2 separate regions of the Mus musculus genome follow, and region 2 is linked to region 1. The links are chromatin loops, found by intact Hi-C in ENCODE. Cell type or tissue: heart. All regions are shown on one strand.

The links. Hi-C counts contacts between places; a loop is a spot of excess contacts. Peaks named below come from ENCODE experiments on the same cell type or tissue, not always from the same donor. Only the 100,000 strongest peaks of a DNase experiment are listed, where the experiment ranks them.
Region 2: a loop joins it to region 1, with 2.4 times the contacts of the local background. A loop is called at or near these places in 5 of 42 quality-filtered maps.

The regions. Positions count from the first base shown.
Region 1 is chr12:100,720,270-100,728,269 of GRCm38, forward strand. Rps6ka5 (ribosomal protein S6 kinase, polypeptide 5) reads right to left here and starts at 4,851. Exons shown (of 17, transcript NM_001330702.1): 1 at 4,512-4,851. The coding sequence starts at 4,611. In heart, CTCF peaks have their summits at 4,499 (motif pointing right) and 4,700; a DNase peak (open chromatin) is centred at 4,932; H3K4me3 peaks cover 2,137 bases; H3K27ac peaks cover 1,756 bases.
Region 2 is chr12:100,921,432-100,929,431 of GRCm38, forward strand. Ccdc88c (coiled-coil domain containing 88C) reads right to left here. Exons shown (of 30, transcript NM_026681.5): 25 at 7,396-7,634; 26 at 1,749-1,937; 27 at 96-164. Among named protein-coding and RNA genes, the nearest start is that of A630072L19Rik, 13 kb to the right of the region's middle. In heart, a CTCF peak has its summit at 4,993 (motif pointing left); no DNase peak of the experiment used is centred here; H3K27me3 peaks cover 1,540 bases.

The DNA.
Region 1 (8,000 bases):
ATAGACAGAAAATAGATTAGTGGCTGGCTAGCAACTAGATAGTGGGAATGCAGGATGACTAATGTAAATGGGCATAAAGTTTCTTTATAGGTTGAAAAAATATTTTAAAGTCAGATTACAGCAATGGTTTTGTCTCTGTAACTATGCTACAATTTGTTGTATACTTAAAGAGGATTGTATCATATGTAAACTGTACACCTTAGACAAAGCTATTTAACAAAAGCAACATGTAGCTTCCACCTTGCTCTCTTGGATCACTTGTTTGGGAAGAAGCCCACTCCTGTGTCCTTCCAACACTCAAGTACCTTTACAGAAAGATCCACAGAGAAAGGAACTGACACAGCCTGCCAAGTAAATGAGGGAGCAAGCAGCCCCAGGTAAGTTCAGCTGTGGCTCTGGCTAACACCTTAATTATTAGGGAAGCTTTAATTTTATTTTTAAAATGGCATTTCATAATTTTACATGATTACATAAACTCACATATGTATGCTGTGTTTGCATCTTTTCCCTCTCCACCTTCCCCATACCTCTTCCTTGCTCCCTCTCAAATTTGAGACCCCTTTTTCTCTAACAACTATTGCTGCATATATACAAATAAAGCTATAAAGGCAACGTGCTGAGTCCATTTAGTGTTGTTCATATGTAAATGATTTTAGGGCTAACCACTTGTATTGGATAAGGAGGCTCATCCCTGGGGAATACTGATTCCCCCTCCCTGGGCAATCATCAGTTTCCTAGTTCTTTGCCTAGGGGCAGGGCCTACTGAGAATTCCCGCTCTTGAGGGTCTGAGTCAGAACCACCAACTAAGCAACTCACACAACCCTAACAAACAGAAGTCACGTTCTAAAAGCCATTAGAGTTTCCATTGTTACAATACAGTAACCTTCTGCAACCCTCTCCTTAATGTTAGGCAGACTCCCAAAGATGGAATCAAATGAATTATCCCCCCAGCAACCCTTCATCTTCTAAAGGGTTTAGATTATGTTTACCCATGGTTTTGCTGTAGTTGTTGGCATGTTAGTAGGAAACAATTCTATCACCTAATGTTAACTGAATGAGCCAAAAGCAGACACCTGATCAAAACTAAGCCAATAAAGTCAATAAATTCTCTCAGAATTTAACTGAAACTGACAAAAGGATGGTGTCTGTAGAACTTTAATCCTGTCCATTTTCTACCTCCTGGGAGGAACCTGGACAGCAGTGAAAAAAACTTGGCATATGGACTAGGAGAGATTTAAGACACAGGAGCGGCAATGCGAGTGTCTGGTGCTAGTGATTCCTCAGCCTTCCCAGTGGAGAAGCCACGTTATTAACCACAGCATGTAAGACAGCACTCAGTATATAAGAGGTGACAAAATATTTGTTGAATAAACGAGTGGGTAAAATAATTTCCATTTTTCCACTAGTGTTCAACAAAGTTACATCTGACTATTTAAAGGCTAATGGCTTTAATCTTTCTTTTGTTGCATTTATACATTTTATTTATATTATTATACTTAAGAAATAATATATCCTGATTATTAGTTTATATGGTCTCTTCCTTTACAGTTGGACACAGAATATTTTCTTTGGTATCTTCAATACCAGAAAACAGAAAATACTCAAGAATTTATGTTTAATTGATTTGCTTAATCTTGAATTCTGTACTCTTCAGCTTTTATAGCCGCTGCCATCAATTTATCAAGACCTGACATCTGCAAACCTTGCCCTTATTTTTCATCCAAAACTGAATTCACTCAACAAATATCTGAACATCTACCACACGCCACAGGCTACAAATAGACAAAAAAAGTCTCTGCCCTCAAGGGCCTTACTTACTACCTGACACAGACAGACTGTGTGTTTGGGGACATGGATGTCTGGGGTGCATGTATGAGTGTATGAGCACACACATGCCACCACATCCATCCTTACCTTCCATTTTGTTTAAGACAGGGCTCTTTTGTTCTTCAGCACTGTGTGTACCAAGCTAGCTGACGTACAAGCTTCCAGAGACTCTTCTGTCTTTTCCAGCTCTCACGGTGCCATACAAGCACTGGGATGACAGATACACACTACTAAACCAGCTTCTGTGTAGGCCCAAAGGATTCAAACTCAGGACTTCACACTACATGGCAAGTACTCTATCCCAAAGAGCCATCTTTTCAACCCCAGGCAAATGAATTATTGTACTACTGTGTGTTGTGATGGGCAAGATAAATACAAGCTATTCAATAGCAACACAGATTACAAGGAGTTTACACTCTGCTTGAGAAGGCAAAGACACATATGATAATGCTAACCACCCAATGACTTAGTTCGTTTCCCAGCTACACTAGATTAATTCGTATGTTTTACAATAAGATCTGATTGTGGAATTATTTTTTAAATTTTCATTCAATAAATATTTCCTACTATGTGCCAAGTAACCTGATTAACATTTTTCCAGTAGTGTCTCATTCAATGTCCACATTTTACAGATGAAAGGAGTAAGCCTGAAAGAATGCAGTGATTTCCCAAGTCTATACACCCAGCTAAGTGGCAGAGCTAGTATTCATCATCACGTCTTCCAACTCCATGTCCGGGTATGCCATACTATTCAGTCTCCATAATGGAGCCATTTCCACGCCCTTATACTGGGTTTCTAATTCAATTATCATTTGTCCTATGGTATTCAATATAGCCACCAGCTACCACACTGCTCTAGCTCCTATCAGAGCAACATGTGCTAAGAGGAGCCCAGCTGGCTGGTGACGGAGGAGTTACTCTTTCAAGTTATATTTTAACAGTGTTTTTGACCATTACATCTGATCAGTTGTCCACGTGCTTAGCAATACATTTAAATGGCCGTTCCTGTCCTTTTTACTACATTACTAGTGAGTTCAGTGCAGTCTCGTCATCCATCAGAAGAATTTCTAAATGCAAACTTGATGATTCACACACAGTTAGTTGACAAAGGGAAATAAAACAGCGCTCATTGTTTTCTACAGAGTTAGCATTGTTTGCAAAATCCAGAAACTGAGCAGTTGGCTGACTACTAACAAGTAGGTTGCCCCTTGGTCTTTGAGCAAAAGACTGCTTGCTGTATCATGATCAATGGCTGAGCATAGAAGACTTCAAGCAGCATTTGTTGTACTGTATGATTCCACACACTTACAGCAAGGAATCATTATGTAAGATGGGGGGGAGGTGGACCAAAATCCTTACTCTAGAAAATGTGACACTGCTCCTGGTGTAAACTGGGCATTAACACTACATACATGTATACTGAGAAAAATGGCTTAAAATCCCGTTGAAAACATCACTTTTTGATAACATTTGGAGTGAAGATCTCAACCAAGGGAATCTACACTGTTTATGTGAGGAATTCAAAAATACTATGGAATAACTGGGTCAGGATACATTATAGAGTCAGAACCATCAAAACTGCAGTGCTTATACTGATAAATGAGAAGGCATGAATTTACATCTTATACTAAGTCATAAGACTGGCACCAAAGATACTAATGGGCAATCAAGAATTGTGGGTTGTAGTTAACTTTATCCATCTGTTTCAATCTGTTCCAAACAGCAGCAAGGTGGACCCGCTTTCTACCTGAAACCTGCCATTTGCCATTTGTGTCTACTTAATATAATGTGCCAAAGACTTAAGTGTCAAAAATCTTAAAACCACTGACACTAATAACTATCGATCCACTCTAACACATTCTCCATGCAGAAATGATAGTGTAAGGGGAGACCTGACTCCATGGGGCTGGGGAGACCCAAACTTTACCAATTGGTCCAGATAAGAATTTTCCAAAACAAACCCCGGAATTACACAATGAAAAAGCAAAAGTAAAAAGCTTAGCACACGGAGCTTTACTGATCTCCAGCACAGGGGATGCAAGCACTTAAGTCGCCTAGTGAAGCCTTTCACCCAAAACTTTACATTTATAGAGGCTGCTTGCCAAAAGACCTGGCAAATTTCAGAGAGTATAGTACTTCACGATAACTCTGAGAGAAAGGACTTAATTCCAGAGGACCACGAAGCCTTTTTCCTTCACCAGAGACTAACCGAGAACCAATACCCCTCTCGCAGGATCGCTGTCCCTTAGGGATGGTACAGACATACATACACACACAAACACACACACTCCCCTCACACCTGAACCATCCCAGGCAGAGGTGCAGGGTAAAGTGAGTTCAAGCTTCAAGCTCCATCACACACAGCTCCACACAGCTCACCTCTTGAGGGAAAGAGTACCTTTCCCTCGAGACAGCGTGTAGTGACAGATATGTCACCTATGCAGGAAAGGGGGCATAAAGGCATCTTCCCAGGCTGGGTCGGAAACTGGGGGCCCAGCAGGAGCAAACTTTCCTCTCCGTGCCCAGAGCCTCCCAGGACCCCCGGACTATTCCCCGCCCGCGAAGCCCCGCCCCGGGCCCGTCCCCCCCAGCCCGCGCCCCTTTTGGCCTGTGCGCGCACCCATGCCGGCTCTCAGGCGCGCCTCCGCGGCTGGCCCGGCCAGCAGAGGGCGGGGTCGCTCACCGGTCCGCAGCTCGTGCTTGACAGTAAGGAGCTGCTCGCCGCCGTCGCCGCTGTCCCCGCTGGTGCCCGCGCCGCCGCTGCCGCCGCCCTCCCCCTCCATCTTCACCCTCTTTCCGATCGCGCGGGTCGCTCTTAGGGGAACCTGATGGGACAGCAGACGCCCCGTCTCTCCACAGCTCCAGGAGCCGAGCTGCCGCAGCGCCACAACTCCGACACTGAGGCGAGTCTCTTTCCCGCTCTGGCCGTGCAGCTCCTCCGCCTCCTCCCCTCAGCGGGCACCGCTAGTACGGCACAACCCCGCGCCCTGCGCCTCCACCTCCTCCTCCAGGCCGCTCCTCCCACAGCCAGCCCAGGAGACAGCCCTGAGCCACCAGCGCTATTGGGCGCAGCGCGCGCGCGTCTGCCAGCGCCCGTTCCCATTGGGCGGCTAGTCCTGACGTTTCAGGAGCCGCCCCGCCCCGCTGCTCGAATTGTTGTTGCTTGGCGGGGAGGCAGGAGAGGGAGGAGCGCGAACGCTCCGATTGGCAAGACCCACGGAATGCCCCACCTACTCGCTTTGGTGCGCACGCGCAGGCAGGCCTTCCCTCTCCTGACCTCCCCAGAATGGTCACACCCCTTATTCCCAGCTTCGATCTGTTAGTAAACAGTATCTAGTAGTCAGGAGGCGCTCCGGACCTCTGATTGGCTACTGCGGAAAGAGGCGGGGAAAGACGATTGGACCGCTTGGTCCGCCAATCACAGTGGACAAAGGAGGGTCCTGGAGGGAAGCACTTGTCACCCACGTGTTTGCGCTCGCGCGCGTCTGAGGGTCCTAGGGAACGGCCCACAAATGTGTGACTGTCTGGAAGATGGCATGTCTTCGAATGATACTATTCTCTGTAGCACTAAATAAATTAAATGAATTTTGTGTTTAAATACAGGTAGGAGCCGGCAAGATGGTTCCGTGGGTAAAAGTGCTTGCGGCCAGACGTGGACAACCACAGTGCAGTTCCCATATAATGAAAAAGAACTAACATGTTGACCTCCGACCTCCACACAAGCTTTAATTAAGGGCATGTATCGCTCACACAAGGCAAAACTAAATTACGTTTAAAAATTAAATACAGGTAGCTCCTATACACAAAAAGTCAAGGTTCTGGCTCCGGATGAGAAATCTGAAATAATAACTTGTGGAGGTGGGGAGTGTAGCTCAGCCTAGCCTTGACCCCCTGGTACGTCTAGCACCACCTCCCAGTGCTGGAATTCGCAGTATGTGCCACCATGCCTTGCTTATGACATGCGGGAGATTGAACTCTCCAGCTTTATGAATGCTAGGCGAGCAGTCTACCAGTTAAACTACATCCTCATCCCAATTTTTCATGTTTAAGAAACTCAAAGAGTGTGGTGAATCATAAAATAAGATTCAATTTCTGCTCCTGAAAAGCTATTAACGGAACTCGAGAGATGGGCAACTTGTATACAGGCACAGGAAACTATAAAGAATTTAAACAAAACTGTGAACCAGTATTAAGCATTAGAGAATGGCACAGATGGCAACGATTATTCTCAAGGCTTTTAGGGCAAGGAGAAAATCTGGATAGCCAATTTAAAGGGCAAGTAAGACAAAACTGGAGACATTTCACACAGAGGTAAGCTGTGAGCCTAGGTCTAGAGGAGATCAAATGCTGGTGACCTAAGTAACAGGTAGGCTAAATGAAGTGTAAGGGAAACAGCTGTATAGGAAAGATGAGTGTATCTTTATTTTCCTTCTTGGAAAAAAAAAAACAAAAAAACAAAACAAACAAACAAAAAAAAAAACCAAAACAAAAAAACCCAAAACAAAACAAAAACACCTGACAGAAGCATTCTAAAGAAAGAACAGGTGTGGTGGCACTGACCTTTAATCCCAGCACTCAGGAGGCAGAGGCAGGCAGATCTCTGTGAATTCAAAGCCAGCCTTGTCTACATATCGAGTTCTAGGATAGTCAGGGCTACACAGAGAAACCTTTTCTTAAAAACACTCAAAAGAGAAAAAAGAAAGACCTGGGCAGGGTCGGGGAGTGACTTACATTTTAAGGATAGAGTGTATCATGGAGGCGGGAAGATGGAGGAACAGGAGACCACTTGGTCAAGTTGTGTCTGTGGTCAGAAGCAGACAGCGCTAAACTGTGGTACTCAGCAGTCTCCTTTCTATTAAATCCAGGACACCCAGCACAGCTAGGGTGGATCTTCCCTGTTAAGCCTCCCTGGAGATGCCATTAAAGAGACACCCACAGGTGTGTCTCCCAGGTGGTTCCAAATCCGGGCAAACTGAGAATGAAGATGAACCGTGTCCTTAAGACAATGAGGGATCGTAAATGTTACACTGAGGCACAGAAGTTATTTAGTAATGAAGTCCCCTACACTAGTTAGAACAGCAAAGTCACTCTCTTATAACTTGTCGAATCCCATGAGGCTGACGGGAAGAGAGGACTCACTGGGAAAGAATGTATTGCAAGTGTAGCACTGACAGCTTAATTTCTGTAGCGGAAGTAGGTGATAATGAGAAAAGAAAAGACGAGCATAAACAATGCAAAAATGATCTTCTAAATTGCACATGGATTAGATGAAGAATGGGCAAACTATCTTCCTGTTAGAGGACAGATAGCAAATCCAAGGCTGTGTGAGCCGTAGACTCTCATTTATAACTACTCAATTTTTCTGGAAAGTGGTCAATAGAAAACAGAAAGACAATAACAAATGGCTGTGTTCCCCTAAGATGTCTTAATGGATATTGGAATTTGAATTTCACATGCCATAATATATTATTGTTTTAATATCTTTTCAAACATTGAAATATGCAAAACCCATCCTTAGCTCATGGGCCTTTAAAAAGTAGAAAGTGGTCTATATTTGGTAGTCTCCATAGTTGGCAGATTTTTGTACCAAAGTACCTGAAGGGGCTGGAGAGATGGATCAGCCGTGAAGAGCACTGATTGCTCTTCCGAAGGTCCTGAGTTCAAATCCCAGCAACCACATGGTGGCTCACAAACATCCTAAATGAGATCTGATGTCCTATTCTGTAGCAAGCTGGCCCGAGGCTTACAAGGACCCGGTACCGTACACCGGGGAAGCAGGCTGGAGCTGAAAGAGAGAAACTAGCCGGTCGAGAGAAATAATGGAGCCAAGATGATTCCCTGTTCAAGGCTCAGTGTTTATTAGCAGTCTGCGCTGTTTTGTTGCCAAGTTGTTAGCACTAGTCCGCCAGAGCAGAGCCATTAGCAGTAAGTCGCCAATTTCACAGGTAGTCAGCTACCTCAAGAACCTCTCCGGAAGACATGTTCAGCCTCTCAGCAGGTAGCAGAATCTCAGGGCAATTGTCACTTCAAAAGAAGCCAGCCAAGTCCGAAAGCAGCACTGCAGGTGGCCCCACCTCAGTGTTGACAAGGTCTGTACAGCTTCAGGCTGGGGGAGGCTACACTATTCTGAGGTATCTGAAGACAGCTACAATGTACTTACATATAATAAATA
Region 2 (8,000 bases), 200 kb after region 1:
ATCTCTCTGTGTGCTAGATTTCTTGACTTCCAGTCTGCTTAGCTTAAACTCCAAGTGCTACTGACAAGAAAAGTAATACCACGCCGGCCACTCACCCTGCTGCCTGTGGTAGGGGCCGTCGGGCTCCGAGGATGGCTCACAGAGATTGTCATCTGAATTACAACCTAAGATGAGAATAAAGTTAATACGCTGGGGTTTAGAATGCCTAAAACCCGCAGGGAAGACCCTGGCCCCTGGCTGTGTGACCAACGCATGCCTTTGTTCAGCCCAGAACCACAGCAAGGTCCAGTTCTTAGGGGGAGGGACACGGTACGCAGAGTGCCTCTAACTCATCTATCTAGATGGAAAGAGGAGACGGGCTAACACACTGGACCGATTCCATTTAACTTTAACTCACACTCTGTGCCTGCGAACGAAGGGGTGGAAGATGCATGTATGCTTCGATCTGAGGACCAGGGAAGGGAGCAGATGTCCTAGTGCCCCAGGAACCCTTCCAACCCCAAAGGCCAGGAAGCCAAAAGCAGAGGGTGTGGAAACAATCCATTTTTAGGGACACAATGCCATCGGACGACAGGAGAAAAGAGGAAGGAGGCAAACTGGGATGCACCACCCAAGGTGGAAGGATGAGCAAGCCTTGTGCCCTCAGCTCCCAACAGGACATTAGTCAGGGAACCTTCCTGCCAACCATCATGGGGCCTCTCCAAGCTTGAGCACTGAATGTAGGGTCCCCTCTGAAAAGATATTTAAATCAGTTACCTACCCACTGGCAGCAGGTGTCCAGACCGTGAGGGTCCCAGAGTTTAGGAACCCTGTGTGTCGCTTCAACTCTCTAATTACGGCATAAAGGCTGTGTGTGCCCGAGCGTCCCAGGGCTGAGTGTGTAGCTCTAGCCCCGCAGAGGCAGTCATACTCAGCTGGTTTGGGTTTTTGTCTTTTTTTTTTTTTCTTCTTCTTGTATTTTCACTCTCTTCGGTTAGTTACAGCAGTTTAGCATTCCTTCCTCCCCGTGTTCACTAGCTCGGGCTCCCTCCATGCCATCCTGCTCTTGTTTCAGGAACACAGTAACCTTTTGCATCACTGCTAGGCATTTCAACATCCTCTTAGCAATTCTTCCTGACACCCCACTTTAGGTCAGTGACTTTTGCATTGTTTTAAATTTCATTTATTTATTTGTTTGTTTGTTCTCTGCTTGGGGTTGCAGGTTCTTCTTGGTTGTTGACAGAATCCTTGAGCTTCTATAGGCTTTCTATGGCAACATCTGACCAAGTCAGCTGGCTAGGGCTTCCTTCACATAATTAGACTCAAAGACAACTAGATGTTGCATCTGAGGTGTGAACACATACAGCCTCCGAAGCGCCAGGACACAGCACATCCTTCCCTGATGATGTACGCCCTTGCTTCTGTCACTAGACTTCTGGGTTAGAGACTCTCTCATTCATCATTTTTAGAGAAAATACCTCCTGACTCCAGAGAACTGCCTGGTATTCTTAGCTCAGCCCTGGTACTGCCAATGCCTGAATGCTGCTGCCTCTGCTGCTGGTGGATTCTGAGGTTTTCCTCCTGGTTCTTAGGCCTACTGATGGCTGAATTATTTGGCCAAAATCACTTGGCTGGCTGCAGAGACAAGGCTTACACCAAAGTATGACTCAGAAATCTTTCTTCATCAGCTTCTCTCTCTGTTCATATTATGTCTGGTCTTTAGGCAGGCCCCAGGCCCGTAGCTCACCCTTTAGAGGGGCCGTACTCACCTTTGGTGCGGCCTAGGTGCTTGGGGATAGGAGTGGAGCTGGAAAGGGCTGCTGTGGTGGCTGAGGTTGAAAAGGTCCGGGAGCCAGGCTCCGAGGGCCAGGACTTCACAGCTGGGTCAGTGGAGGTGTCTGTGCGGTCAACACTGCCTCCACGCGGGGACCCTCGTTTTGGTTTTAGATCCCCTGGGCCTGGGGCAGAAGACATTGAGAAATGAGGTTGTAAACCCGTGCCAAGGCTGGGCAAGCACAATGAGGCCCAAAGCAGGTGCAGCAGGGCACACAGACCACAGAGACACAAGCTGGGTGGGTTTCCAGCTGCAGCTGGAAGGAGGGCACCACAGGGCTAGCTCAGGCTCCAGCGTGGACCACATGGTTAGCATCAGAACTGGCAGGAAGAAATAGAACTCAAGAGGATAAAAAAAAAAAGAAAAAAAAAAAAAGGTTGGATGGTTCAAATGTCTGCTGTAGGGCACACTTTCTGCGGCCCGTACATAGCTCCAAGTCCTGTCTCAACAGCTCGAATAAGTATCTGCAGATGCCTTCTTCTCCACACCCACCACTGAGGTTCTGAGGACCCTGACAAATGGAGTTCTCGGGGTGTCAAAAAAGTTCACTGCCAAGCTTACAAGAGTTTCTTTGGGGGGGGGGGGAGTAACTATAATCTCTTCGTGGGGGTCTTCACCTCTCATCGTACGCTTTTAAGCAGCGTTAATTTTCTGCTATAAACATATATATCTGTTGAAATTAAATAATATTTTTAAAAAGTATCCCCTACACAAATAAAGAGAAAATCAAATAGGATTGAGTCTGGGATCTCCAGATAAGAGATATGATGGAGCAGGAAGGGCCGAGGACGCAGCTGAGGTGGGAGAGTGCTTGCATGCCATGTGTTAAGACCCTTAGTTTGATCCCCAGTACCTCAGAACAAAATAACCCCAAATAAACAAAAGCAAAAACAAAACAAAAACACGGGAGCACTTCTAACAGCCGGCCAGGCCTTCTGTACACTGCCTATGCCTTACGCCCAAAGACCAGGAGGCAGGTGGAGGTTGCGCTTGCATAAACCGGACTCCTCAGCCCTTCAACTTCACGGCTCATCTCTGTTGGCTTTCAAAGCCCAGATCTTAGATGTGAACGGGAGGGGGATGTGGATTCTGGAGGACAGCCTTATGAGAAGCAAGAAACAAGTCTGGCAGACTGAACAGTGACTGACAGGCCTTCCTGTGTTAAGTGGAAATGAGTGACAGGCCTTCCTGTGTTAGGCGGAAATGAAGGTCCAGGGGGAGGTGAGGCGGGCAGACAGCAGGAGCACCAGACAGAGACAAGCACGATTCTAACAGCATGCGGGGAGGACAGACTCTGGGACCGGGAGCTTTGATGGCTTGGAGTTCTTAAAGACAGGGTCACAAGCTGAAGTCAGTGGCAATGATGACCTTAACACTGTCACAGGTGCAGGTTTACTATGGCCACCTGATTTCTAAGGTGACACTTGTATTCCATCTGAGTGCATTGGCACTGGCAATAAGGGAGAATATGTAAAAACTGCACATAGGAGACAGGGGGCTATGGCCCAAATCAGACCTGGGGTGTAAGAATGGCTCAAGATGGGGACATGACAGTGGGGTGACCTCTCTGGTCACCATCTTCCCCTGCTCTGGGTGTGGCTCATGTCCTGATATGCTTTCTGTCCACTGTGGCTTGGATTTCACCATCCGAGATGCCAGAGAATTGCAGCACAGTCATAAAACTTCAGTCTGGCAAAATCGGTTCAATTACTCAAAATGTTCCAACAGAGCAGTGAATCCTTCAGAACACAGAACTGCGGGCTCGGGGGCAGAAGCCAGTGACTCTGCTCTGACAAAGAGAGGGGACAAGGTTCAGCTGCTTACAAGTAAATCTTTAGAAAGGTGGCTCACCCGCCGGTGGGCATTTTAGGAAGCATAGCGACAACTGGCCACTTCCGCTTTGCACAAGGGCACGAGAGAAGCTTGCAGATGCGGGAGGGGGCGGAGCATGAGGTCACGTCACTTACTTAGCATGAATCTCCTGGCCCAAGGACAAGTTACTGCACGTACATCCCGGGGGTCCCCTACTACTGTGCTGTGCCGAAGCACCAGTCCAGGAAACATGACAGGTCATCTTCTAGTTTGCAATCAGAATCCACGGTGGCTACTTTGGAACTGGGGGAGGGACAGGGGTCCGCTAGGGACCGAGTGGCCTTTAGGGACTAACTTCTTTTGGTTGTTGGTTGAATTTTGAAATGAAGGAGGGACACATGATGTAGACACATGGTAAAGGAGGGGATCAGAAATCCCCAATGTCTGAGAAAGAGGCAGACTCGTTAGGGGAGGATGGGATGTCAGAGGAAGACCAGAACCGCAGGCGTTTAGAGAGAGCTGGATGGACCAATGGAGACTTGTCTTTGTCCTTGCTTTTGCTTCTCAAAAAAGGACTCTTTTTGCGCTGGAATGCTAAATTGTTATCATTGTGACAGGAAGGAAAAAGAGAGAGAGAGAAAAGAGGAAGAAAAAAAAACACAAATGAAATGAACAATAATTACAAATGAGTCTAAGTCAGCAAAACGTATTTAGGGAAGCGGAATCCTGGCCAACCTACGCCTGATACCCAGGCCAGAACCATTTAGGCGCTGACTCAATTTAATTTAGTGGCGCCCTGGTGCCAACCATTACTCACGAAGCACAACAGGAGAGCTGCACAATGCCCCAGGAGCCACTGGTTTGGAGGATTTTTCAATTTCAGTGTGTTAAATTATTGAATAAGAATGCTCATTAAGGCTGCAGCCAGCATCTCTTACTCAGCCATTTTAATGACAGGCTCCCTGACTACTCACTCAGCTCACATACAGCTGCCGTTCCCACTCCAGGACACCGGACACACCTAATGACAGGCTGGCCCGCTGTCAGGATACAGTCTACCCGAAACACCTACCAACAGTCTGTAATTCTAAAATCACCTCCTTGGCTAGATGTATTTAAAAACACTATAATGTCTTTTTCATACCCCAACCTCCTAAGACCTGGAAGAATTATTTCCCTTCGGACCCCCCCTCCCCGCCCCCACCCTTCCTTGGCCTTTAAAGCAGAGACCCCACAAAGCAGACGACTCATCTAAGCTTCTGAACATACCTTTCAGTAGTAGTATTTATCAAGTGAGCCAACAGATTTCTGGTTTAGGATTAGAGACCAGACTTTCTATGTCTTTTGCTATACCACCACCTAGTGGTCACATCCCACATTACAGAATAAGGGTTCTAGATACTGACCACGGCTGAGGGAGGCATTAAACAAAACTCCACAGCCTGACTATGTGGAATGTGCAGGGACCCAAGCTGCTTTCACTGAAGGGAGTGCCCTCTTAGGAGCCTGAGGCTGAGACACCTGGGCTTGGATCTCTATTACTGTATCAGTTTTACTTTCTTGGTGTTCAAAGAAATACTACCGGAGTTCCCTTCACAAGACCACCTTCTAAAAACTAAATAAATAATAAAAAATGGACAGCAGTGATTGATGCCCACTTCATGGGTTGTTATGGATTAGAAGGGACACAAGGCTTGTAAAGTATTTCAAAGGGTACTCAGCCCCCAGTGGCAGTCTGCACCAGGTAGACACTCCTCCTAAGTTTTCTTTCTTGCTGTCACTGCACCCCCACCCCTCAAGGTGGGGTTTCTCTGTGTATCTCTGGCTGTCCTGGAACTCCCTCTGTAGACTACTAGGTTGGCCTCCAATTCAGAGATCTGCCGCCAGAGTGCTGGGACTAAAGGAATGTGCCACCGTATCAGAGCTTTTGAAAGTTTTCTTAACTCAGTTAAACTGAACATAGCAAATTCAGTTAACTGTAAGAACAATACAGTCTTAAGTGGGAAACATTAAAATATTGCCAGTATGGAAGCCAGAGGTAACAGGCCCTCTCTGGTTGTAAGAAATGTTAAGGTAATGTCTAGAGGCAGTTAAGGTCTGGGTGTGGCTGCTCTCACCTGTAGTCCCAGGACGGAGGCAGGAGGATTGTCACTAGCTCATGGTCTGTCTGGGTTATGCAGTGAGTTCAGATAAGACAGACCTACAGCACCTCATCATTGGAGATCCTGTCTCAAATGTCACAGTTCACTGCTGCCTCAGCGCTGACACACCTTTCACCTTCTCCCGACCCCACAACAGAGATGTAACTGACGGGTGCGTGCGTCCTCAGAGCTGACGACGTCACCACCTGTAGTGGTGAATGTGACCTCACCCACACAGAGGGCACCTGTTACTCAACATCCCGTCACCCCAAGAGCACTGGACTCCCTGACGTACATTCAGAAAGTTCTATAATAATAGATAAATGCTTAAGCTACGCGGGTGAAGATCTGGCATAAATAACCCACCTCCCAGTAAGTCAGTAAGCTTTTTAGGGCTTCAGGTAAATTGTATTTCAGGTTCTATGACAGTCATTTCTGATACCATACCAGATGGTAAATCTGAACGCAGCTTTAGAAATGTTCAGTTGTTACAGACCTGGCAGAGATGGTACAAGCAGTGACTGTGCTGTACCCGAGCTACCTCACCAAGCTCTTCTTTTTGCACGTGTGCACAACAATGTCTTATTTTAAAAAAGAGCCAGACATGGTGGCGCACATGCCATTAATCCCAGCACTCAGGAGGCAGGGGCAGGGGCAGGGGCAGGGGCAGGGGCAGGGGCAGGGGCAGGGGCAGGGGCAGGGGCAGGGGCAGGGGCAGGGGCAGGGCAGGGGCAGGGGAGTCTGTTAGTCTGAGATCTTTATCTTATGTGCATGACTGCTTGCCTGGATCTGTCTAAGTCCACCATGTGCACGCAGTGCCTGAGGAGGACAAAAAGAGGCATGGGATTCCTGACGCTGGAGTTACAGATGTGAGCTGCCATCTGGGTGCTGGGAATCAAAACCCTATCTTCTGCAAGAGCAGCCAGGTGCTCCTAACTGCCAAGCCAGCTCTCCAGCCCCAACAATGTATCTTTTAGATGAGATTTTTTTACAGCGCAGGAATGTGATGAAACCCTCGGAGGTGAAAGGCCGCCGCCATCTGCCATTTACCAGCGGCAGTGCCACTCATCAATGAACTACAGCAAGCTTGACTAGTGTTCCTGCTCTAACTTCAGAGTCCCCGGCCAGCTCCAATCATCTATCCCCAGTGTCCTTCCTGAGGCTACAGGCCTCAAGGACAGATCTGTGTGGAGGACAAGCCAAGATGCCTTTGAAATGGTGGAAAGAGACAGCCACTCAGGACTTCCCGAAAGCGAAAGTGGGCGGGTGTGTGAAAGATGTGGTTAATGCCCCAGGGATCACTGTACAAAAAAAGAGCGAATCATAATGTCTGCCACACCCGAGGGAGCCCCAACACATCAGTTCCTGTGCGCCCCTAGGCTGCCTGACCAAGCTTCAACCTTGGACATTCGAATAACCAACCAGCCCACGTAATGAATGGTGTTTCCCAAGTACTCTAGGTAACATGGCCATAGCTGAGATGGGCTTGTGGGCATGCCCGAGTAGGAGGGCATGCTCACATGGACACATAGAGTGCCACATCCCCACAGAGGCACGGCATACCCCATCAGTGAATGGAACTTTCAGAGCCTCTATCCTTACCCTGACCCGTCTGGCAGCTGCACCTACCTTTCCCCACAGGCCCGTTGTGGGTGTCTCGTTCTTCCACACAGTTTGGACCCGATGGGGGGTTGTCGGGGTTCTCCGTCTGCGATCTGAGAGCCTGAGAGGGAGATGGCGAGGCAGGGTCTGAGGGCTCCAGCTGCCAGGGGGGGCTATCTGTGGTGGATTTTAACCGTTCTCTGGAACCTTCTTTCTTTGGCTTGATAAGTTTGACTAGGGCTTTGGCTCCAATCCAGTGGTTCTTCCTAATTAGAAAAAAAAATTTTTTTAGAAGTTACAACCCATGCTCAGAGAGGCAAGCCATGGCACTGAGCTGGAGGTATAGCTTGGTGACAGGGCTCTTGCCTAGAATTCACAAGGCCCCAGGTTCCATCCCAGTACCCTCAATAAAAGAGGACTATGTTCATGAACACTATCACGGTCTTATCTGAACACCTGAGACCTGGAATTGAAGAGCCAGACTCTTTGGTGCAGCTAAGCAGTAGCAGAAGTATGTGGTATCAGGAACCATGCTGGTGTCCCGGAAGAGCACCTCCATAGTACCCTTACACATCTGGATGTGTAAAAATGAGGCTGTAATAACTAGCTATTCATTTATTTTTCCCATGAAA